Regions from separate parts of the Mus musculus genome. Here region 1 is linked to region 2. The links are chromatin loops, found by intact Hi-C in ENCODE. Cell type or tissue: left cerebral cortex. All regions are shown on one strand. Each heading gives the region's core, and the rest is flanking DNA. Links, peaks and the distances in the headings are about the cores only.

Region 1 (12,604 bases), core at 2,777-7,776, 1.7 Mb after region 2:
GTTGTAGGTGTGAAGGCAAAATGGTATACTGTGAGTCTCAGAAACTGCAGGAGATACCCTCGAGTATATCTGCCGGTTGCTTGGGTTTATCCCTTCGCTACAACAGCCTCCAAAAACTTAAGTATAATCAATTTAAAGGGCTCAATCAGCTCACCTGGCTCTACCTTGACCACAACCACATCAGCAATATCGACGAGAATGCTTTCAATGGGATACGCAGACTCAAAGAGTTGATTCTGAGTTCCAACAGAATCTCCTATTTCCTTAACAACACCTTCAGACCTGTGACCAATTTACGGAACTTGGATCTGTCCTACAATCAGCTCCATTCTCTGGGATCGGAACAGTTCCGGGGCTTGAGGAAGCTGCTTAGTTTACACCTCCGCTCCAACTCACTGAGAACCATCCCGGTGCGGATCTTCCAAGACTGTCGCAACCTGGAACTTCTGGACCTGGGATACAACCGGATCCGAAGTTTAGCCAGGAATGTCTTTGCTGGCATGATCAGACTCAAAGAGCTTCACCTGGAGCACAATCAATTTTCCAAGCTCAACCTGGCCCTGTTCCCAAGGCTGGTGAGCCTTCAGAACTTGTACATGCAGTGGAATAAAATCAGTGTCATAGGGCAAACCATGTCCTGGACCTGGAGTTCCTTACAGAGGCTCGACCTGTCTGGTAATGAGATCGAAGCCTTCAGCGGACCCAGTGTCTTCCAGTGTGTTCCCAATCTGCAACGCCTCAACCTGGATTCCAACAAGCTCACATTTATTGGACAAGAGATTCTGGATTCTTGGATCTCTCTCAATGACATCAGTCTGGCTGGGAATATATGGGAATGCAGCAGGAATATCTGTTCCCTGGTAAACTGGCTGAGAAGTTTTAAAGGTCTGAGAGAGAATACAATCATCTGCGCCAGTCCCAAAGAGCTGCAGGGGGTTAACGTGATCGATGCGGTGAAGAACTACAGCATCTGTGGGAAGAGCACTACCACAGAGAGGTTTGACCTGGCCAGGGCCCTCCCCAAGCCCACATTTAAGCCCAAGCTCCCCAGGCCGAAGCACGAGAGCAAGCCTCCTCTGCCCCCCACGGTGGGAGCTACCGAGCCCAGCCCAGAGACAGATGTGGACACGGAGCACATCTCCTTCCATAAGATCATCGCGGGCAGCGTGGCCCTTTTCCTGTCGGTGCTGGTCATCCTCCTGGTGATGTACGTGTCCTGGAAGCGGTACCCCGCGAGCATGAAGCAGCTGCAGCAGCGCTCCCTCATGCGAAGGCACCGGAAGAAGAAACGGCAATCGCTCAAGCAGATGACTCCAGGCACCCAGGAATTTTATGTAGATTATAAACCCACCAACACGGAGACCAGCGAGATGCTGCTGAACGGAACGGGACCCTGCACCTATAGCAAATCAGGCTCCAGGGAATGTGAGGTATGAACCATTGCGATTAAAAAATAATAATAATAAAGGAAGGAAGGAAGAAAAAAAAGAAAAACACAGCGCGCTCTTAACGGCTGGGAAATAAGGGGGTGCTTTATTGAACTCCGCTGTCTGTCAAGGGAACACGGTGCCCTCCCCTCCCCCTCCCTCTCACTATGCTGGCAAGGGCCTTCCCTGTCCCTCGGAGTGTGTTCATAATACTGGTCATTTTTCCTCTCATAAATAATCAACCCATTGAAGTTTAAATACCACAATCAATGCGGAGCTAGAACTCCGGTTTAACACCATGCCTAGTGTCTAAGACTCTTTATGGATCTCATTAACATAACATTTGTTTCCAGATTTAAAAAAAAAAAAAAACTTGTTTTCCCCCTCCCCACCCCCCCACCCCCCCACGATGCTCACACTGGCTCTTCTTCTTCATCTGGGAGTCTCAGAGCTCCAGCTTAAGGTGGTGTGCGCTTTAGCAAATCTGGGAGTGGGGGGGTGGAGGGAGTGATCCCAGGACCTTGGAGGGTTGAATGCATTTGAGGAGATGACTGGCTTCAGGCACACAGTAGAGAGTGAGAAACAATGCCTGCCTTATCAAAGAAAATCCGGGAAAACTCTCCACAGAGGGTGGTGGGTTACAGCAGATCCCTGAGCAGTTTCTAGGGCTTCAGAAATCACAACCAGCCAAGCACAGGGACGGACGGGTGTCAAAGGGTTAAGATGCCAAAAGCAGATGGCTGCCAAACACAAGGAGACCCTGAGAGCACAAAGTTTGAGCCTTGCAGTTTCAGCTCAGATCCCCCCCCCCTCCCCCGTGTGGCTGTGGAATAAAACTAAAAGGGGTCACCGTAGGTTTCCCTCTGCCTGTGTGTTCCCTAAACATGTTGATTCATTACACAACCAAGTCAGGAAATAAACACATCCCTCCTCCGAGGAAGCAGCTAGTCCGCTGGAAGGGAGGGAGTTTTCAGAGATGAGGTTTGCTAAGTACTCTCTGCAAGCTGGAACTTTACCAGGATTTATCTCTTTGCCGCTTCTTTCCCAAGACCCCAGTGCAGTTCATAGAATCCTGAGCCCTGTGACGTCCTGTTCAGGGCTTGTGAGACTGTCCTGTGCGTCCTGTGATGTGTTCCACACAAACCAGACCCCTAAGCACTGACACTTCATTCAGCTATCTGAACACACACATGCTTCCCCAACGTTCTCCTTTCAAAGGATGCTCCTGGTAACACCTTGGTACATGGAGCATGGAAAGGGGGGGTGGTGGGGTGGGGGGGAGACTGACTGTGACAGCTTGTCTTTGCTTTGCTGTTGTTGACATCGCTGTGTCTCCGTGTTCATCTGTATTGTAACTCATCCGTCAGTACAATTCTGTACAGAACTGGCCTGGCAGCCTGCACGCTGCATGCATGTTTTTTATGTCGTTGGTGAAAGTCTGTCGACTGCAGCTCGGGTATCACGCCCTCTGTATTTATGGGGTTTCAGAGAAATATATTTATTTTTTGCCACCCCGTTTTGTTTTGTCCTCTCAGATGAGCACTTTCGGTGTGCACGCGGACCGTAATGATTTTGCTTTCTGCATTAAGGACGGTTCAGCTTTCTGACCGTCCAGGCCTCCCATCTTTGACCCCATCCCTAGTCTTTCAGAACAGTCGCTGCAAAAATAATAATAATAAAAGCCATGAAAAAGTGAATGGCTATTTCTTACTAGCATTTTTTTAATGTATGTAGAGGATGGAGGTCTTCCAAAGGCTGAAAGGGAAAGATCTAGACAAGTCAGTGTGAAGTAGAATGATAGCAGGGGATCCAGATTCTTAAAGTCATACTTCTAAGCATAAAGAAGAGCAGCATTTCGAGGGGACTCGCCATTAAGGTGCTTTGATGAGGCCAGGCAGTAGCTCAGGAAAGTATCACAAGTGCAATATGTTTACCCATGACTAACCATCGAGTATACATTTATTAATGCCAAATGGCCACAGAGCCCCAGTGGATCAGTAATGCAGACACATCTTACGGTGTCAGGGGCTGGGTGGCCAAACCCACTGAGATGCTCTTCAGTGAAATTGTAATTTTACTTTTTCTTTTTCTAGACTGTCAGTAAATACATATTCCATCTAAATTTTTTCCTTTGGTCAGCCTCATTATTATCTGTACTATGAAGATGACTGTAATAATTAAATGCACTGTTGAAGTGGAAAAGGCCCCTTTCTCTTCTTTTACTTGATCCTCTGCCTTATGTATCATGGGAACAAATTCCACACATACACATACTTGGAATATATATATGCATATTTTCCAAGTATGCCATTGGAATGTATAAAACCTGTTTGCTCTATTGAAAAGTATTTGTTAGGCTCAGCACCACTTGGTGTGTTAAACTGATGTAAGATTGAATGAATGACCAACATTTTGAAGGCTGCTCATTTTCAATGCCTTAGAGATTTACTGAAGGATAAGACGCCAGACAAATGCCTTAGAATAATAAAACACTTTTTGATTCTGGGCATGAAACTGCAGGGGGGTGGGGGGGATTGGCAACACGTGTTTTTCCTTAGTTAAGGGCTCTTCTCCAGCTGTCAGAATGCCCCGAGAACCAATTTGTGCAACCAATTTGTGCAACCTAAGGCGAGAGTTGTTTCTGCACTATTGTGTCGCCCAGAAAAGCCAGGTGGTAAGTGTCCTCCTGATCAGAAATGACTGTCCTTGTATCTGCCCATGGCACTTGTAGACTGTATGCCATGCTTCTACTTTTTATATATAAGCATTTAAAATGCACTGCGTATTGGAGAAGAATCCTTGGCTATTCCTTTTTAATTGCAAATTTACATGAACTGGTCGGTTTCCCTCAGTTAAGGGAGCTTTCTGACCTGTTGAAATGTTCCGTGGAGACCCATGGCTGCAGGAGTCTCTCTGCCTTTAAATGCTTTCTCAAAACAGAGAGGAAGTGGAGTCCATTCTTTTGGACTGAACGTTTGTGATTTGTGTTTTGTGTTTGTTTCTCCTTTATTTATTAACCCCGGTACACACTGTGCTGAAGCAGGCGTGCTCAGTGCCAGAGAATTTTAAGCAATGTTATGCAGCATATAATCATTTTAAGTGACTTTGTACCTTCCAAGGATGTTGACATGACATCTTTCCAAAGATTATTAACCATTTGTTTGTATGTTTGTTTGTTTTTCTTTTTAAACTTGGTTTGGTGCTTCAACTATATAAGCAGAGACTGGCAATGATGCTTTCTATAGAGTAGCACTGTCCTCTAGTGGCTAGTCCAAGTAACTACAGCTGTTCGCACATTTTTAGCGTCTTGGTTTTTGTCTTTTGTGAACTTATTGGCAGCATAGGTTTCTCTGTGCATCATACTGATTGTTAACTTTGTTATGAGGTATAATTATCATCCACATTATCAAATATATGAATGTATATTCATATTTCTCAGTGGTACCAGAAAGAAAAGCCATTACATTGGTATTGAGAGCTAGAGAAATAAATACCCAAAGACACAGAGCAAGCCCTAACGCAGTAAAAATAGATAAGAAACACTTGAAGTATTTGTACTCAACGATATTAGCCCAAGTCATCTGTAATGTTTTCGTTAAAAGTGCTACTATTTTTTTGTGGTCAGGATTCTGAAATAGAGTGTAACAGGCTCGGGGAACCAGATCCCTGCATTGCTATTGAGGGAATCGGACCAACTCTTGCTTGTCAGTAGTTATGGGAAAGCTATCCATAGGAGGGAGGCCTCCCCTGCAGTGTCAGAACTGTTCTCCAGTTTGTCGACCATGTCAGTGACCTGTGCTTCGCCCCCGGGCTTTCCCCCTCCTTCCTCCTCTGCTGCTAGCTAAACAGTGGTGCTATTAGCCTCTCTGACAAGGGTGGTACAGTCTAAGAGGCGCTGATTCATGGATAATGAAATTACGCTCTCCCTCTGGGGAAGGGGAAGGCAGCATCACATGCGTAGCCTTGGCAAGGGATGTCAGGATGCTGTAGGTGCGCTGAGCATCTCTTCCTTTGTCGTTTACCAATATGAGAACACGAATTGCTTATTTTAAGTGTGGATTTGGACTAGCATCAGATAACAGTGTTAGCCCATCAAGCTGGAGACAGAATGAGTCCTAAACACAGCGAATGAGAGTTGAGCCATGAAATATGAAAAATTCAAAAGTCAAATTGTTTGTTTGTTTTTCCCCAGCCCAGGGTTCTAATTGGGATCTAGATCTGTAGCAAACCAACCCCTGGTACCTTACTATCTTCATACTCTTTTACATGTGTATTAAAAAACAAAACAAAACAAAACAAACAAACAAACAAAAAACCAAAGGGCATTTGGGACAAACCATATGCAGGAAAAATACTATCAGCAAAATTGAATAACAAACCTTGTAAGAGAAACAGAATGCGTGGGTATTAAATACTGTGTGGTAAACGGCTCTTCAAAGCCAATCAAATGCCATCACCCTAGACACACAAGGAGAAGTCGCAATGTCCTCAGCCACAGTAGTCAAATGAACTGGACCTGATTTTTACTCAGCCTCCAAAGTCATTGGTGACTTGGAGTTAGTGGATAGACTGTTGTAAAAATACCACAAAAAGAAACTAAAAGTTAATGGTGTCTCACATGTGGGAAAAATATCACAGCAGTGAGTGACAGCCCTAGAAATAAAGATGCAATTCAATTCTCTCTGACACTTGCTAAGTCAACTCAGGTACATTTCTTGGCTTTCCAAAATTTGAAGACACCCACGCATTAGATTAGTTTGCAATAATGACTGAGTGTGAAAAGCTTTGCTTTTTTATAAAGTGGTCCTTCCACACGTGTGTGTGTGTGTGTGTGTGTGTGTGTGTGTGTGTGTGTGTGTGTGTGTGTTTAAAAATAGCACTTAGTGAGATGCTCTACTGGGCTTGCTTCCGCTCTGTGTTTGGTACAGGTCAAAGAAAAGAATCATTTTGCATCAGGGAGTCTAGAACTTTTGACTCCCACAAAGATTAACATCCTTCATCTTGGGTTTTCTCATATCCATCTTGAGGAAGGAAAAAAAACCCACAAGATTTTATTAGTAATCACATATATGTGGATATGGTATATAGCATATATATGATAAATATAGCAGTACCAACCAGAGAACACTGAAGCAAAAACTTATCAATCTAAATAAAATGTTGATCTGTACCTTATCAGCCAGAGGCTTTCCTTGTTGGTTCGGCTTGCCTTCCTCTCCTGAGCATGACTGACTCTGTTGACTTTGTACTGACAAATAAGCTTCCATGGCAAGATGGCCCTGCTTCCGAGCAGCACTGGAATGGACCATATGTGTTCTGCAAGCTTAGCACCTGTTGCCACCATGTGGCTCACATCAAGGCTTCCATCCCTTACAACCTTGGAATGCACATCGCCAGAACCAGTTTACCTTCACTAGTAACTGTGAACACTGGCAACCAGGGGGCTGTCAAAAAGAGGCATAAAGAACAAGAGATTCCTCTTATTCCTTTTACTTCTTTAATTCCTTTCATCGTTAAAGCAAATAATTAATCAGAGAAAGACCACAACCCCACTTCCCATCTCACCGAGTATATGGTTAACTAATGTGGAAACTGTCTCTTTGCTGTTTGGGTTCCCGGAACACATCGAGAGAGCAGAGAGAAGACCCCAGGGTTTTAAAGAAATTTTTTGTTGGCTTCACTTGCAAGGGTGACAGGGGAAATAAATGTTCCTGAGTGAGCTCTCCAAATCTTGTGAGGAGCGACCCAGGAACATAAAAAAGATAGGGATCTCTAGGTCACAACAGAAGACCGTCATAGTTTACCTATATTAGGACCACTGTCTAAAAGCAGGGAATCTGGAACCAACATGGCCCATCTCAGGAGAGACCAGAGAACCTTCTTCTGTCCTGTCCTTCCCAGCAGGTTCTGAAGTAGGAATTAAACATTTCCTGACAAATCTCTGCATTCTCTTACTATTGTTGGTGGGGGGCGGTCGTCCTTCCTAAAAGATGCTTTATCTTTACCTGCTGCTCATACATAAATTGGAATTCCCTTTGCAAAAGAGACCACTATTCTGACATTACATACACAAAACTTGTTTACAGCGTATACATCATTCCACAGATGGAAGAAAGCACCAATTACCCAATAGAAAGTGTGTTTACATTAAATATTACAGCATAAAGGAAATGAAAGGCCAACTGATCCTTCTATCTTTGCTCTAAAACCTGCTAAATATCTCTATAGTGTTTTCTGATTTTCAGTGGAGAGAGAGAGAGAGAGAGAGAGAGAGAGAGAGAGAGAGAGATGATACAATTGAATTGCCAGTCTTGCAAATACAAAAACTCTTTGCCTACCCAATTAACTAACTCAGGACAAGCAGTAAAGGTATCAACTGTATTCCATCAATTAGAAGCATCAATAGCAGAGTTTTGTTTTCTTGGGGATAAAAATGGGGTTTGTTTTGTTTTTTGGGGGTGTGTGGTATCAGATGTAAAGCAAAGACTACACACATTCAGCAAAGGTAGTTTGTTGAAGATTATCTCCAGTATCCATCTTCCATCAAAAATCATAAGGCTTCATTTAAATGTAAATCCTTACTCAGCATCCTTGTGGCTACAGCTTATTGATGATGTGGAGAGACCCATCGGACAGTGGGTATCGAGCACACAGGAGCTCAATGTTAGCATCCTGTGGAGTTTTGTGGCTTACAGTTTTCCTTGCTGGTATTATTGATCTCTCTCACAATTATCTCTCCTTGAACGCAAGTAATCAGAATGTCAGAAAGAGCATTAAAGGAACCAGGGTAGACCATGTGCTGTTGGACAGATGCAGTAGCCTTGGAGACTGGTAGAAGTGACAGGCTACTCTCTAACGGGCGATAACATAAATGATGCTCTTCAAGGTCGCCATCAACTTAGGGAAGGATTTTGACCGACTTGCACAGAGATGTAAAGGACAGAGCATGACTATTTTGTTTGAGTTTGTCTGCCTTATGGTCCTTGGAAGTCAAAGCAACTTCTGTGCCTTGGGAGTTAACTAGAAGACTTAAAAATGGGTGATATGGCAGGAGATGTGTTATGAAGGGTTTTTGTCTTCCACCAAGCCTGTTATTTGGTATATGATGATGCTAAAAGATCCATACCCTATAGATCCATATCTTACACCCGTTCTGCTTTATAGGACTTCCCTACAGTAACTCCTGACCCATTCAAATGAGGCATCGTAACCCAGGTTACCCTCCTTCCATTCTCTTTGGTTCATGATTTCCAGTGATTTGCTCATGAATTTGCTCATGAATCAGTGATTTGCTAATGAAGTGTTAACCTGCTAGTCATGGGTGCTTCCTAGCCTGGCATCCACTCCACCTCCTTCAGCCATTAAAAGGCTCCATGCACTCACTTCTATGTTGTTTATAGATAGGATTGAGTCGTAAAAATGTAAAATTCTACATATACTTTAATGGGCTCTACTCTGCCTGTTTTTATGGTTTAATACACTTTGATGTGTGGGGTCTTTATTAGTTTACTGTAAAATGCAAAAACATCAAGGTAGCTATAAATTGCAAGGGAAAGGTCATGGTGGATTTAAAAAAAAAAAAAACCTGTTTATAGACTCTTCACATATTTAATTTAAAACATAACCCCAGTGATGGGTATTCTATGCCTTACCCTCTTGACTACTAACTTATCCTCCAAGGCTGTCATTGGAATCATGAATCTCACTTTCACATTCCTTCCTCTCTCTCACTTTAGAGGTTTTTGTTTTGTCTGTGGCATGGTTGAAATGGTCCTTTCTCGGTGCAACCTGGAGTCAGGTGTGAAGTTATCTCCCTTTGACCTTCTTGGACTCCCGTGACTTTCGCCGTTTAGGAAGATCATGTGTACTGAAATCCCTCCTACTTGTGACTCTTTATGCCTGGCTGCATGCCTCTTCCCAAATCCAGGGCAAATGTCCCATCCGAGGATCCAAGAGCACCTCCTTGTGGGAAACTCATTGTGGTGTTAGTCACTCATTTATCCACACTTACTATGTTATGCCTTCTTTCCTCCACGCCCCTCCCTGAAGAAGGGGCTTGTGTTCTAGCAGGAACATGGGCTGCTGCTCCTTAAAGAACTACTTTGAAGTCATGTCCTGGCATCTGATTAACTGTATGGCTTTAAGTTTTAGCTTCCTTGTTTAAAAAAAAAGTATTCATAAAATGATAAAACCATTACCAGGCAGCTGCAAAGGAGACAAAAGTTGGTGTGTTTTCAGACACAATTATGTGTTGGTATTTTTGTTTTGTTTTTGTTTTTGAATCATGTATTACTTAACTGGGACGTCAGAAGGTTCTTCTTCATCATCATGTAAATGAGAACCCCAGGACAGACTTGACAGGGAGCAGTGACTTTTTTTTCCCTCATGCACCCTAATATCTAGGCACCCTCATGTGTCTTAATGCTCAAATCCCAATAGAGTTTCAACTAGAATGAGACTTCTATTAAACTCAAAAGGAAGGCTCTAAGCTGGGGTAAATTCAGACATATCTTGGCATGTGACCATTACTGAAGCCATGTGTGAGGACAGTCCTCGGCCTCCAAAGGAAGCCAAGCTACCTCTCTCCCTTCCCCGTCTCTGATGTAGGCTGGTTCTCGGATCCCCAAACCATCTCAGCTCTTGTAGGATGCAGCCAATTCTGCCTCTACTCACTCTCAACCCCTCCCTGGTCACAACCCCCAGCCCCCTTTTCTGTCCTTTAAACCTGTGACAGGAACTGTGTCACAGGCTGCCCCATGCTTGAGTTCTTAAAATGCTGGTGTTAGTCTTCTGAGCAAACAGATTTCTTTTCTGAATTCTTTCAATGTCATTTGGTACAGACATTTCCAGCCATTGTGATAAAGTTACTGTTGCAAACAATCCAGAACAAACATATGAATTCTTTGGCAGCTTTATTGCATCAGTCTAATGTTTATTATATGTTATATACAATGTATTATATATAATCATACATATTATATATCATATATTATATCCTATTCTGCATGTAATATTCCCATTTTATCACTGAAGCAATTTCAAAATCTATTCTTTTGAAAAAGTGGAGTATAACCGATTACATTCAGATGGAAAAATTATTTCTATGTTGGCAATGATCTGACAGTGGCTTTTGCTTATGAAAGTTCTCGGGGTTTTCAATATTTTCCATGGCATTTGAAAGTGAAAAACAGCTTTTAAAAAAAGCAAGGAATAGCATTTTATTTAAATTACTGTACTTTGTTTTCATGAACTTGGGAGACCTGGCTTCTCTTGGAGCACTTGTTCCTGGAAAAGGTCCTTTGATCATGAGTTTAGATGGCTGTTTATCTCAGTCATTGTGTAGCTCCTGCTTTGGGCACATTCTGAGGCCTCAGCTCTCTTCCTGCTTGGAGCAGGTTACCCTCCCATCTCCCTAGGTGCTAGGCTGCAGGTCCACAACTGTCTGATCATATGCATCTCCAAAGAACGACAATTGGAGGCTCCAAATTTCAAAGACTTGTGGCAGTATATTCATCTTTCTCTTCATCTCATGAAAAAAAAAATCCAAGTATGCAGAAAGCATATGAATCACATGAAACCAAAAGCCACCCATGGCTGCGCCCCCTTCATCCCTCCATCCCTGACTTCTCTCTCATCTTCACGGTGAGTGTTTTCCTTTTCATCTCTCCATCCAACTTTTATTTGTAAGCTTATCTACGCGACTTGAACACCTACCTTCAGATCATAATAAAAGGAAAACAGTAATGATGCTTAATCTCTTAGAAAAACCAATAATTAAAATGATACAGTCTAATAATTTAATGAAATAGAGAGTAAAATATTCTAGTTGTACTTAAGATCTTTGAGGCTCTACATGAAAAACTATAATTTTGTAAATTGCAGCTTGATTCAGAGTAGAAAGCGCATGCTCTCTAGTCTCTGTTTAAGCCATGTTTTAGTTCTGGTTTGTAAGGGAGGGCAGAGTTGGGCTATCGTTTCCCAGGTGAGGTGATGCTCGGGTTGGGGACAGTGGCCCAGGTTGCCATCAGCAGAGCAGACTGGCCTTGGAGACATTTGTAATGGGAGGGCACCAATGGAGCCTTCCCTTTCTTTGTGAACACCACAAAGATCTCCAAGAGCCCCGCAGTGTGTTTTTCCTGCTGTCTGCCTGGAATTCTAAGGAAGCCTAATCTTAAATCTTCTAATAGCATTGTCCCTTTGTCCATCTTGTTCCATCCGCCCAAAGGTTCCGGTACAATCGGTTCTTCCCTTTTTAATCCATGCCCCTCTTGCTTCAGACAGGTCTAATGGCTACATCATCATTCTTTCCAGTTCTTACAAACTTTAACATCCGTATTAAAGAGGAGAAAGCGTAGGAAAGGTTGGGTTTTAAAAACGTTTTTATTCTCAGGAATGAACCATACTTCGACTAACTCAGGTAGAGTGCCTCTGCGTGGCCTGAATTCATGCAGCAAATGTTCTGAAATTCTGCTTTAACCTCTTTCCAATGAACACATTTGCATGAAATATCAAGTGATCAAATGAAGGCTCCAGGTGATTAGCTAACCTGTAGCCAGTCATAGAGGCAAGAAACATTCTGGAAATACCCAGCAGCCTTCCAGGGAGGGCCCCAAATCATTTCCCAGAGGTATGATTTGTATATAACACTGTTAGCCACAACAATCTCTTGGCATTCCATTCCTTGAAGATCCAGCAACACATTTTGCAGATGTTGAATGGTTAGCTCCTTCTCATTTGGTTGTCTGAGCTCACAGTGGCCCACTGGTGAGTCTACAGATGCGGGAAGAAACCCCGCCTGGTCTTTTATTCCTATTTCAATTGTTGCCAAGTACAGATACCATCTCTGGTGATGGGACAAAGCAACTTAGGTTTCTAAGCGTTCCTGTGCACGCCAGGAAAGACATGCTTCCTGCTGTAAGTATGTCTTAGTGCCAAGTGTTGTAAAGAATGCAGCCGAGCTTGCTCCTGGGTTTCAGAGTTCATTCTCCACCTGTAACGTAAGGGGGAAAAAAAAGAGAAGTGGCCCAACACTCATCAAGAGCACGGAGGAAAGGCCATTTAGGAAAAAAAAAAGAAGTCCTCTGTGTATGCAGGAAGGTGCTTCACAAGGCAGACAGCTACACCACAGTAGAGACAGCATTTCCTCAGCTGATTCAGTTCATTAAAATGCACAGTTA
Region 2 (12,604 bases), core at 3,841-8,840:
ATTTACAGTTAATCAAGGTGCCACAAGAACCCTGAGACAGGGATGTGCACACACTGCTTAAAGCCTGTATATCTATGTGAAATGAATGTTGCAGTATTTTGTAAAAAAATCTGATGAGCTGAGTACATTTGCTCTTTATGCATATATTATCTCTCTCCACCAGCGTTGGCTTCACACACAAGTGACAGTGTAATCTATGGAAGGGAAATGGTTAGTGTCATAAATAAGGCATCTACTTCTCTGGCTAGCATATAATTAGACTTCAATAGATAGTGACACTTTTCCCTTCGAAACAAATTACTACTAGAAATAATTGAATTAGTCTGAGGAGCACAAGGTAATGATACGGGAACTGTATAGCTCTCAAAAAAAAAAAAAAAAAAAAAAAAAATCTCAGTGACGTTTCTCCTCGAGCATTTTTTTGTGTGTTCAATCTCTGTTAGTTTTGGTGACTCTTCAGTTACTATACTTGTGGTGACTTAGGAATAATGAGTTATAAAAACTTGTTACTTTCACTATGCAATCAGGACAGAGGTAAAGGGAATACCTATAGTAGTTTTATCATTTGTCTTCAATTGCTTTAGCTAAGAAATTATGCTTGAGTCTATAGCCTGGTCAGAAAGATTGGTCATATGACCTTGCCTAGAGTCATAGAAGTAAGAAAATAAAAGGCAGCAGAGACAATATTTAGTAAGAATTAATAATATCTCTAATAAAACTCTAAGATGAACTGGAATGATGGCTTAGTGCTTGAGAGAGTTCGTTGCATTTCTAATTTTAGTATATGTGCTGCCAAAGCAAGCACATCACTGCATTTCTAAAGGACATGGATTCATGTTTCAAGACCCAGATGATGGCTCACAACCATCTGTAACTCCAGTCCCAAGGGAATCTTCTTGTGGTCTCCCTGTGATTGTGCATATTATACGAACGTAAGCAAAACACCAAATACATAACAAAATAAAATATTATTTTATAAACTGTCTAAGAGCATGTTATGGAATTGGGGAAGGTTACTTGTCAACTGGGTACTAAAACTAAAGACATGCACGTATCTTTTGAATCTAATTAAGAACCTTGAGTCAACATTTAGCTCAGTATTAGAGCATTAGCCTATTCAAGGAACCCCAGCACTACAAACAACCAACAAACAAATAAAAATACAAAACAGCCTGAATATTAGTCCAGATATATAAGGAAGACGAACATGTCAAATGACCATCCAGAGACTGCCCCACCCGGGGGTCCATCCCGTGGTCAGCCACCTAATACAGACACTATTACATATGCCAGCAAGATTTTGCTGAAGGGACCCTGATATAGCTGTCTCTTGTGAGGTTATGCCAGTGCCTGGCAAATACAGAATTGGATTCTCATAGTCATCTATAGAATGGAACACAGGGCCCCCAATGGGGGAGCTAAAGAAAGTACCCAAGGAGCTGAAGGGGTCTGCAACCCTATAGGTGGAACAACAATATGCACTAATCAGTACCCCCAGAGCTCGTGTCTCTAGCTGCATATGTAGCAGATGACCTAGTCGGCCATCATTGGGAAGAGAGGTCCCTTGGTCTTACAAACTTCATATGCCCCACTACAGGGGAATGCCATGGCCAAGAAGTGGGAGTGGGTGGGTAGGGGAGCAGGTGGGGGGGAGGGTATAGGGGACTTTTGGGATATCATTTAAAATGTAAATGAAGAAAATGTAAAAGAACATGTAAAATGAGAACAGTTTACCTTGAATGTCATAAAGATAACACTGCAATGTTTCAGAGAAAAGAATTTTATTTTCATTTACTATTACTGGAGGATTTATGCTAAATAAAATAATAACACTGCTTCCTGTTTCATTTCTTGTAACTCTAACTTTCAGGCACATTTGATATCCAATTGCATAGATAAAAAAACAGAGTACTTAAGAGAAAAGGTAAGAATCTTGCTGGGTAAAATTGGAGCATGCAATTTTTTCTTAAAGAGGATAGCAGCATTTCAAATTTTCTAAGAACTATTAGAGGTAAGAGCATAAAAGGTAAAATATTATTTTATGATATATTCATGGAGGGAAAAGGAAAATTACAGTCTTTGGACAATATGTTGTGGTAAACACTTCTACAATGGAACCATATGTATGTTGTGTTAAAGAGAGAAAGAGAGATCTCCCAATCAGAAACAGAAAGCCTGGAAGATGTCCTTCATGAAGGAAAATAATTGAGTGGGTAAATTCCTATTCATTAGTGATTAAATAAACACAGATCCAAGATCACAATGTGACACTATCACACACCCAACCATGTCTCAAGTGAAAAAGACATGTCTGATTCAGCCTGAATACAGAGAAGTCAATAGAACATTCTTGCTTGGTTGTTGGAAATGTCAACTGATTAAGTTCATACCATTTAAAATTGAACACATCCAGAAATATTGAATTAAAATTCTCTTTTTTTGGTAGGATAAACATGCCCATGTAGTTATGAAAGAGATTTATAATAATATTTAATTCAATACTGTCCATAAAAGGCAGAAACTGAAGTAGACCAAATGCTCATCACATACAGGACAGAGCAAGAAGCAGCCATGTTTTGAGAAAGATTGGATAGAAAATATTTAGGTTCTGTTGGCCATGAGATGACTGCCACAAGTACTCAGTTCTGACTTTGCAGTGCCAAAGCAAACCTACAAAATCTGTAACTAAATTTGTATTGCTGTATTTCAACACATTTTGATTCAAAAAGCAGGTGGATTCGGACAATGAATTCCTTTTGCTTTTTGTGGCATAGATAATTAAATGCTGCATATTTAGAAGATATATATTAGAGACAAAGGCCACAGATAGACTGTAACTGCATGACCGACATGGATAAATTCCCTGTATTTTTTAAAAAAGAAATCTGACATATTCATGTGGATGTTCCCAGAATATTCAAATAGCATGATTCCATGTATTAAGCGGCCCTCTGTGGTACTGTAAATCAGAGGGATGGTTCTTCTGGTGAGTGAGTGAGTGTGTGTGTGTGTGTGTGTGTGTGTGTGTGTGTGCGCTTTCAGTGGGTAAAGTAGCTACAGCTTATGCAGGAAGTTTGAACAGAGAGTTCAGAATGAGTGAGTGTTCTGAAAAGCTAATGCTGTTCTCTTTCAAACTGGCTTCTGACTAGAAATATATTTTACCTTGTGAAAATTCATCAAGCGATTCATGAAGTATTTCTGATCAGTACATATGGCTCTGTTCCATGGGGAAGGATGGTCTTAAGAAAATGAATGGTTCATACCCTTTAATCGAGTAGCAGCAGGCATTCAGGTTTCTCATATGCTAATTTAAATTTATTTCATTACGGTAGAAAAATGAAAGAAGATTAAATTACCTTTAAAATGAAACCATAAAACCAAACCCTGTCAAAAGTTTTCAAGTCATATTCAATCATAAGAAAATGTAGAAAATCTAAAGCATGAGTTTTTTTTTAAATAATAGATTGGAAGACATGTTATGATAATATTAAATTAATAAACAAAGGTCTGTATTATAATTAAACTAATAACTATTTATGATAGTCATTAAATTAAAATATAAAATATTAGAGACACCAGATGGTGAACTAGGCTCCGATGCCATATCCGGTTTGTCTGGCCAACTATCCTGGCTTGGCCCTGCCCATTGGCATTGCTCTTTACATTACTGCTTGGCCCCATCTCAGTTCTCACGATCTTTGTCCATCTGTTCATGAGCTCTTGCAAATCTCTCCATGAGGAGATATGGAATGACCTTCTAATGATGTGCACGTGTGAGATCACTGACCAGCCTGGGCAATGTCAGCGATCAGCACTCCAAATTCAAATGACAGACTCTGCTAGCCATATTCTGTATACCAAGAAGGACACAAGTAAGTGGAATTTTGCCTTTACCATGGAAGATTATGACAAGATGGAAGTGTGTTTTGAGAGCGAGGGAGATGGGCGGATACCTGACCTACTTGTAATTCTACACAAGAAGCATGGATTGAGGGTGAAGAATTAGGACGAGATTGCAAAAGTTGAGGAACCTAAATATTTGGAGCTGGCGTTCTGATGCCTAAAGGACATTTGAAAGACAATTTTTAATGGTTTGGCATACATGAAGAAGCGGGAAGTTGAGATGTGCGGTACCAATAATTCCATATGCACCAGAGTCCTGTATTTCAGCATCTTTTCAATAATCTGTCTAGCTGCATGGCAGCTCTTCTGCCCGTGTCCCTTTTGCAAGTGCAAGAACTTGATACAGTAATGAGGCTCAGTCTTCCATCTCCTTATGTCTCAGTCAGCAGAACATCACTGGGATTTGCCTGGCCTAACCCAAGCCTATCCTGAAAACGGCGCCATCAAAATGCAGTGGGGTTTTCTTGCCAGAACTGTTTGCCATCAGTGTGGGAGAACACAGGGCATCATCTCCATGCAAGTCAGCAAGGTCCATAGGATTTGGGCTGGTTTGGCTGCAGGATTATTAAATTCACTTATGGGGTTAAAGGAACAAAACAAAACAAAAACAAAAACAAATAAAATAGTGGTTACCTAGATAATGCCAAAAACCAGCATTCATTCTGGGATTCCTTGCCTGATCTGTTTGAGCAGCTTGCTTGCTTTCTTGCACTTGCTCAGTATTTCGGTCTTTCTCTATTCTTTCCCCAAGATTGCTATGACCATAGTCAGCTGCTTATGAGATCTTTCATGATTTTATGTCTCTTAAATGGGTCATGGATGGGAACCATTAAAAAAAAAAAGAGCTTTGTACTGTAGAGAATCTCTTAAAAGAAAATCTCATTTTAGAACAATTAAAATGTCTGTGCTCACTGAAACATAAAATATTGAGTCTTTTGCCTATTCTTTAATAACTTTGTGAAGAAAATATTATAAATGGAAAAATTTAGAGCCCCAGCAAATTTCTGGGATTAGGAGAATTTACTTCTCACATAAAGCTCACTAAAATATATGTCTAGAAATAATATTTGGTAGTGTGGTTGAGTGGGTCAAGTTGCTTGCCAGGCAGGCACATAAGCTGAGATGAGAGAATTGACTTTCAGACTGCTCTCCTCTCACCTCAATATGTTCGCTGTGGTAAATATTTTTTGTCTGTGTGCTGTGAACCCCATTCATTGTGCACACACACAATTAAAATTTCAGGGAATATATCAGAGATATATTCCAGGAATATATATATATATATATATATATATATATATATATATATATATATACACATACACACAAATATATACACACATATACATATATGCATATATGTACATATATGTATATGCACATATACATATATGTATATATGTATATATCTTTACAGACTAAATGCTTTCTTAATATTTATTAAGTATGTATGGATGTTTTCCCTGAATGACTCCATGGGCACCAGACAGGCATGCCATGCACAAACATACATGAAGTCAAAACCCACCAGGAACATATACAATTTTTAAAGAAAAACACATATTCTTGAAATGAATGGTAATTATTTTCCACTGAGGCCTTTCTGTGTTGAAGGTCTTCCAATCTTCTGTGGTCTTGATGCATCTTCTTTATACCATTTAAAGAAAGAGCTGAAGCAGGGGAGTTGGCTGTGTTTTCAGACTCTTCCTTCTCCCTGTTATTAGTCATGGTCTTCAATTCTAGCACTCAGGTTAGCAGTTCATCATGGTTATCCTTTGAAACTCAGTGACTAAAAGAGGCCAGATTAGGATACATAAAATCTCGTCTCAATAAAACAACCAATCAACTAGTAGAACCTATTTCCTTTTGTATCCTTTTATTATTTTTAATTACACTTAGCATTTAAATACTTTGCATCCCAGGTTATATTGTATAGGAGACTACACAGTACTAAATATTTAAGTGACACATATGCTCAGGAACAAGGATGGGAGTTACCTTTGGATTTAACATAATAGTTAAACTCTATCAAACATTAAACAAATGGCTTGAAGACAGTGTCACTAAGCCATTCTAACTGTTGCTGAAATATAACTTCAAATACAAAATTCTTTTTCATACAAACTCAAACGATGGTTTCATTGGTCATAAAAATAATGTTAAGAAAAGCCTCTGGAAGGTCTATTTTTTTCCCTGAATGACATAAACTTTCCAAGCTATTACCGTGATAGCTAACGTTAGGTGGCACTGTTTTCCTTTTGGTATAATCCCAAAGGCAAAACTCAGAATCAAAGAACTGTTTGTGTGTTCTTAGTCCATGACAGAACCTACAGAGTTCGTATGAAGGTATTTTAATTAAATACTGGCAGATGCCTTCAAAGTGTAGTGGGCACTAAAATTTACATGCTCCTTGAGTACTTTATAGAAGAGGTACTTGCAGGTTATGAGTTAAACAAGCAATGAATGAACTTCAAATTTTTCTTGTGCACACTCATCGTGGTGCTATACAGTTTAGAAGGATTTGTTTTGTAATTGGCAAATATTCTCCTGTAAAAAGGAAAGGTTGTTTTAAGCAGAGATGAAGTTTAACTACATCATTAAGACATCAATAATATTCACATATGATATCATTCATATAACATTTGTTTTTGCAAAGGCTTTGTTGAGTTTACGGATTGTACATGTTGTATTTACAATATTGACAAGCATATTTTCTGACATAATAGGAATTATTGGGTAAAAATGATGTTATTAACCAGAAACCAAAGAGTAAAAAGACTTAACCTGATTTTTCTAATTTTCCATTGATTATTATTCCTTACTTGTTTAAATGATTATTTTATTTAAAAAATTAGTTTGAACTTTTTATATATGAATATTATATCTACCCCCCATATCCCCTCTTCCAATCCCTTCCCTTCCTGCACCCACCATCCTCTCCTGAACCATGTACTCCTTTTAAAACTCACTGAATCCACTTATTGCTGCCTGTATGTGCATGCTTGTAGAACAGTCTACTGGACCATGAGTAATTTCTCAATGGCTCATTGCTGGAGAAAAGTAAATGTTCCTCTTCTAGCAACCAATAGTGACCGATGTCTTACTAGCTAGAGATGGGACTTCATGACAACCCTCTCCATCATCTATGATGAGATTTTTGGTTGTGTACAATTGCAGTTATTTTGTGTTCTTATGTATACCTCAAACACCACTTTTCTGTAAGTAACCTATTACTTCTGCCTCTTATAATCTTTTAGACTCTTTCTTTCTTTCTCTCTTTCTTTCTTTCTTTCTTTCTTTCTTTCCTTCTTTCTTTCATTAGTGGAGCAACATTTTCCTTTTCCAAATGTTAAAGTAAATCCAGGTGGAAAAGAATAGTTTTAGTAGTTAGAAAAGAAAAGTACAAATCTGGGATTTGGACATCAAAAGTTATTTACACTAGGAAGGGAAAAAAGACAACAATAAGTTGTTTCACATTACAGACCTCCCTCCTGTCTGAAGCCGTATACTTGCTTATCAGGTCAGAGACATGGTAGATTTCACAACTGGAGGTTTGAACTTGTGTAAGACATTTATAAAAATCCAGATAGGGCAATATCATCCCCAGCCTAAGTGCCACTAGGCACAGACTAAAAACTCAACAGGGGAAAGGCTGGACAGTCAAGTCTAAGAGTATAAGCCCCACTTCTGGCTCAGAGGAAGAGGCAAAACAGAACCTACTTGAAAACGAATTGGAAATGCAGCAATTGCCTTCTGCATGGATGGGGCTTGGGTAGGAGGTAGGGACAGGAGCATTTCACCTCACTAGCTTAACTTATGAAACTATAAGGGGCCAACTTCAATTGGTCTTAAGAGTAAGACCAAATGGCTGATGGGAGAATCCATAGGAAGAAGAAAGTGGAGCATGGCTTGGGTAGGGGGCAACAAGCCCCTTCCTATCGAGGGACAGGAAGGCAGCCAGGGCACAAGGTCCAGGCAGTGACCTCACAAGGACAGCACATTTTTGCAGGTTAGAGATCACCCACCTACTCACACCCAGGCACTTCTTTTGTGATGATCCCTGAGATTTGGGTACAGGCATCCTTTTAGGGCCAAACACTCTGAAGTCTCACATTTTCAACACATTGGTTGTGGTCCCTCTGTGTTAATCACTATCTCCTGCCAAGAGAAGTTTCTCTGATAAGGAGAGATACACTAAGGTATGGTACAAATTCAAGTATTTATGAAGCAAATTAATATGATATATATTTTGCAGAATATTAGTAATAGGTTGTCCCCTATAGCCTATGACATATCCATCCAAGGATGCTTAGCCACATTAACAGTGGTAAGCATGAGCTCTTTCTAACATAAAGGGCCTTGAATCTAAGAAAGAAGTTGGTTATTCTCAAAATTTGAGTCACAGTTGTACCATGAGCATATCTCATCTCCTCACATACTGCACTGTTTTCTGGTTAATACAATTTTTCTGTGTGTTTTTTCCCCTTTTGGAGTGAAAGGCTTTTCACACTTTAGAATTTAATATTCATTTATTTCATGATTCTCTTACATTTACCAGTAACCTGATTTCTAAGTGTATTTTTCTTTGTTTTCTATGTAATGGAATAACTAGCAAACTTGTTATAAACCCAGCATTACCCTGATAGGAAAGGCAGGTAAATGCAGAAGAAGGAGAAGAAGAAGAAGAAGAAGAAGAAGAAGAAGAAGAAGAAGAAGAAGAAGAAGAAGAAGAAGAAGAAGAAGAACAACAACAACAACAACAACAACAACAACAAGAAGAAGAACAAGCAGAAGAACAAGAAGAAGAACAAGAAGAACAAGAAGAAGAACAAGAAGAAGAACAAGAAGAAGAAGAAGAAGAAGAAGAAGAACAACAACAACAACAACAACAAGAAGAAGAACAAGAAGAAGAAGAAGAAGAAGAAGAAGAAGAAGAAGAAGAAGAAGAAGAAGAAGAAGAAGAACAAGAAGAAGAACAAGAAGAAGAAGAACAAGAAGAAGAACAAGAAGAAGAAGAACAACAACAACAACAGCAGCAGCAGCAACAACAACAACAACAACAAAATAGACCAATTCCTTTGAGGAGCATACATGTAAATAAAGGCTCTCAGCAAAATTAGAAAACACAGTAAGATCATACAGTATAAAAAGTTGGTGTCATTTCAGGAATAGAGGGTTTTCAGAATACGAAAATCAGTAAATATAATGGGAAGCAGGGCAGACTTATTTAATGCGGGTGGAATTACAAACCACTGCAGCCAGTAAGACTGAGTGAAGATCTCAAAGCTAAAATGAGAATGACCATATAAACCAGCTGTAGTATTCCTGAGGATAATCTCAAAGGACTCAAAGTCTTGGTAAATCTGTATTTATTTAGGCATCATTCACAATTGCTAAGAGATGGAAAGAGCCTATGTATCATCAACTGTTGAATGTGTGAAGAAAATGCAGTATATCTGCACAGTGACTTTTAATCAGGTCTTAAGCCATGATCTTGATCAAGCTTTAAAATCATGAATACTCAATAAATACAGAAGGCTGTGTTTATATATTTATGCATATGTACATATACACATACATGTAAGTAATAATAATAGTAACAGGAAAAAATCGAATTGACAGAGGGTAAGATAGAAATGTGGAAGTAGCTAAAGGGACAAGAAGGAAGGGGAAATAATGTAATTATATATATATATATATATATATATATGTATATATATATATATATACATATACATATACATATACATATACATATACATATACATATACATATACATATACATATACATATACATATATATGTGTGTGTATATAATTTATTATATTTTATGTATGTGTTTGCCTCTCTCTCTTGGTCTTGGTTTGTGTGGATAGCTATGTGGGTGTGGATACATGTCATGCATTTGTCTGGTACACATGGAGACTAAAAGATAGCATAAGATGTCTAGAAACTAAAGTTGCAGACTGTTTGGGGCCACTATGTAGGTGCTGGGAATTAGACTTGTGTCCTCTAGAAGAGCAGCCAGTGCTCTAAACTACTGAGCCATCTCTCTAGCTCTAAATTATATTTTAATTAATGAATGATTTTAATTAAAAAATGAGATAATTTTGCAGGTAAATGAATGGAACTAGAAATGTATTGTGTTAAACAAAATTAGTCATAATCAGAAAGACAAACATATTATTTTCTTTTATAATTTTACACTATGTGTATGAGAGAAATAGCTATATATTTACATAGATATTAGATTATATAGAGAGAATATATATTCTAATATAGACTATTCTATTATTCTATAGAATATGGTAATGCATTTGTATTCAGTGTACTGAAGGGCAAACTGGAAGGGCAATGAGGAAAACAATTGTGTTTAAAATAGTGTCGAAACTGTGTGCTGGGGAAATAGATTAGTGATTAAATTGCTTGTTGTTCAAGCCTGGAGACCTCAGTTCAGATTACCAGCACCTAGGTAAATGCACTGTTAATCTGTTGCTAGAGAGGCAAGGGCAGGCAGATGGATACTTGGAGCTCATTGGCTGTTCTGCTTTGCCAAATGAGTGACCACTAGGATCAGTGAGAGACCCCATGTTCAGAAAAAAACACCCAACAATAACCTCTAGCTTCTGTTTTTAGATGTTTCCACACATGCACACATGCAAACATGCAGTCACTTACAATACATGAAAAGAATAAAAAAAAAGTAAAACTACTTAGAAATAAATTTAGGGAGAAAAAAGCAAACCACACATATTCTGAATACTATGCACCATCAAGGGAGAGGGAATTACTGGAGAATTAAATAATTGGAAATATAAACTAATTCCATCGCAGAGGGATGACCATCATGAAAAGGCACACTCCACGAATTGATGCACAGATCCACTGCGAAGCTCATCAGTAGCTTACATAATGTCCTTACAGAAATTGCTATCTGATGCTAACACTCTTATGGAATTTAAGGTGTATTCCCGGACAGCTAAAACCATTTTTTTAAGAGGCTAGGGAAGTAGAAAGAAAAGTTCCTGATATCAGAGCTGTTCCAAAGCCAAAGGGATGAAGAGGATGGATTCAGGAAAGGATAAGCAAACAAATTACTATAGAGAGACATTAGTATGCAGAGATAAATAATTATATATTACTTAATTTTTCTCTTTCTTACTTTTATTTAATTAGCATGCAAAGATTGGGTGTCTTCATATTAGTTTCAGGCATTCACGCCTTTAATCCCAGAACTCGGGAGGCAGAGGCAGGTGGATTTCTGAGTTTGAGGCCAGCCTGGTCTACAAAGTAAGTTCCAGGACAGCCAGGGCTATACAAAGAAACTCTGTCTTGAAAAACAAACAAGCAAGCAAGCAAACAAACAAACAAAATCATTAATTTTTTAGATGTCTATCAACCTCCTTCCCACATCTCTCCTGTCACCACCCTCTTCCTGCTCACTGTAGCGCACTGCTGCAATCATGGTATGTTTGGTCAATTGTTCTTCTTACTGTTCCTCCCATGTTGAGATCTTTTAATCTTTTCTTTGCCTACTTTCTAATTTTGTGATGCTCTCTTTCTCTCTATCTAAAGATAGATAGATACAGATTCTATATTAGAATGCATATATTCTTTATTAGAATATATTATATATACATATTATATTTTACATATGTTCTATGTATAATGTAGATAGAATATATACTCAATATATTCTAATTGAAAATATATATTCTAATGTATATAATATATTGATATTATCAATACTACTAACCTTGATTATTAATGTTAATGTATATGGTAATTATATATTATATTTATATGATTATAATAATTTTAATTAATAATATTACCAATGATATATTATATATACATACACAGATTACAAGTGTGTTTACATAGGTACTGGGAATCTGAACTGATGTCTTCATACTTGAACAGCAAGGAATTTACTCCTAATCTATTTCCCCAGCAACCCAGTTTGGATGCTATTTTAAACACAATTGTTTATACACTGCCTCTCTAGTTTGCTTATTGATGCCAAATAAAAATGCAATTGATGTTTGTACAGTGAAGACAGTGCAACTAGCTTCCCAATTTAATCAATATTTTTATTGGTTTCTTATGATTATATATACACATAATTATTCTATTCACACATCTTGTTTCTTCTATTCTTGGAATTCACTTTAATTTGTCGTAATTTTTAATTCCCTTGACTAGTACTTTTGGGAAAATATATAATGAACCTGGTGAGTAGGGACAGTCTAGTCTTGCTTATAACTCTAGAAGGAACACATTAACCATCACACTCTTAGTGGCTTTTATTTTATTTTTTGGTACATATTCTTTTTCTTTTTCCTTTTCTTATATTTTGCACAGATGTCTTTTTAAATTTTATTTTATTTTTAATTTACTTTTTACACTCCATATTCCATTCCCTTTCCCCCATTCACCCTCTGTCTGCTAGACACCCACCACCTCCTACACATTCCACCCTATCTCCAAGTGGATGCCCCCACCCACAACTCCACTTGACCTCTAAACTCCCTGGGGTCTCTAGTCTCTTGAGGGTTAGGTACATCTCTGAATGAACACAGACCCGGATGTCCTCTACTGTATGTGTGGGGCCTCATATCAGCTGGTATATGCTGTCTGTTTGGTTGAGACTACTGGTCCTGCTACAGGATCGCCCTTCTCCTCAGCTTCTTTCAGCTG

Evidence for each region. A loop is a pair of places that touch in the nucleus more often than their neighbours do. Peaks named below come from ENCODE experiments on the same cell type or tissue, not always from the same donor. Only the 100,000 strongest peaks of a DNase experiment are listed, where the experiment ranks them.
Region 1: it touches region 2 in a loop (11-fold over the local background); 6 of 42 quality-filtered maps call a loop at or near these places.

What each region holds. Positions count from the first base shown.
Region 1 is chr10:64,076,674-64,089,277 of GRCm38, reverse strand. The region is part of intron 7 of Ctnna3 (catenin (cadherin associated protein), alpha 3); the gene reads right to left. Lrrtm3 (leucine rich repeat transmembrane neuronal 3) reads left to right here. Exons shown (of 3, transcript NM_178678.4): 2 at 1-1,430. Among named protein-coding and RNA genes, the nearest start is that of Lrrtm3, 7.3 kb to the left of the region's middle. In left cerebral cortex, for the core only: a CTCF peak has its summit at 4,699 (motif pointing left); DNase peaks (open chromatin) are centred at 3,855, 4,193, 4,670, 5,241 and 2 more places; H3K4me3 peaks cover 3,233 bases; H3K27ac peaks cover 2,258 bases.
Region 2 is chr10:65,763,203-65,775,806 of GRCm38, reverse strand. It overlaps the pseudogene Marcksl1-ps1 and the pseudogene Gm19116. Among named protein-coding and RNA genes, the nearest start is that of Gm30853, 140 kb to the left of the region's middle. In left cerebral cortex, for the core only: a CTCF peak has its summit at 6,151; a DNase peak (open chromatin) is centred at 6,170.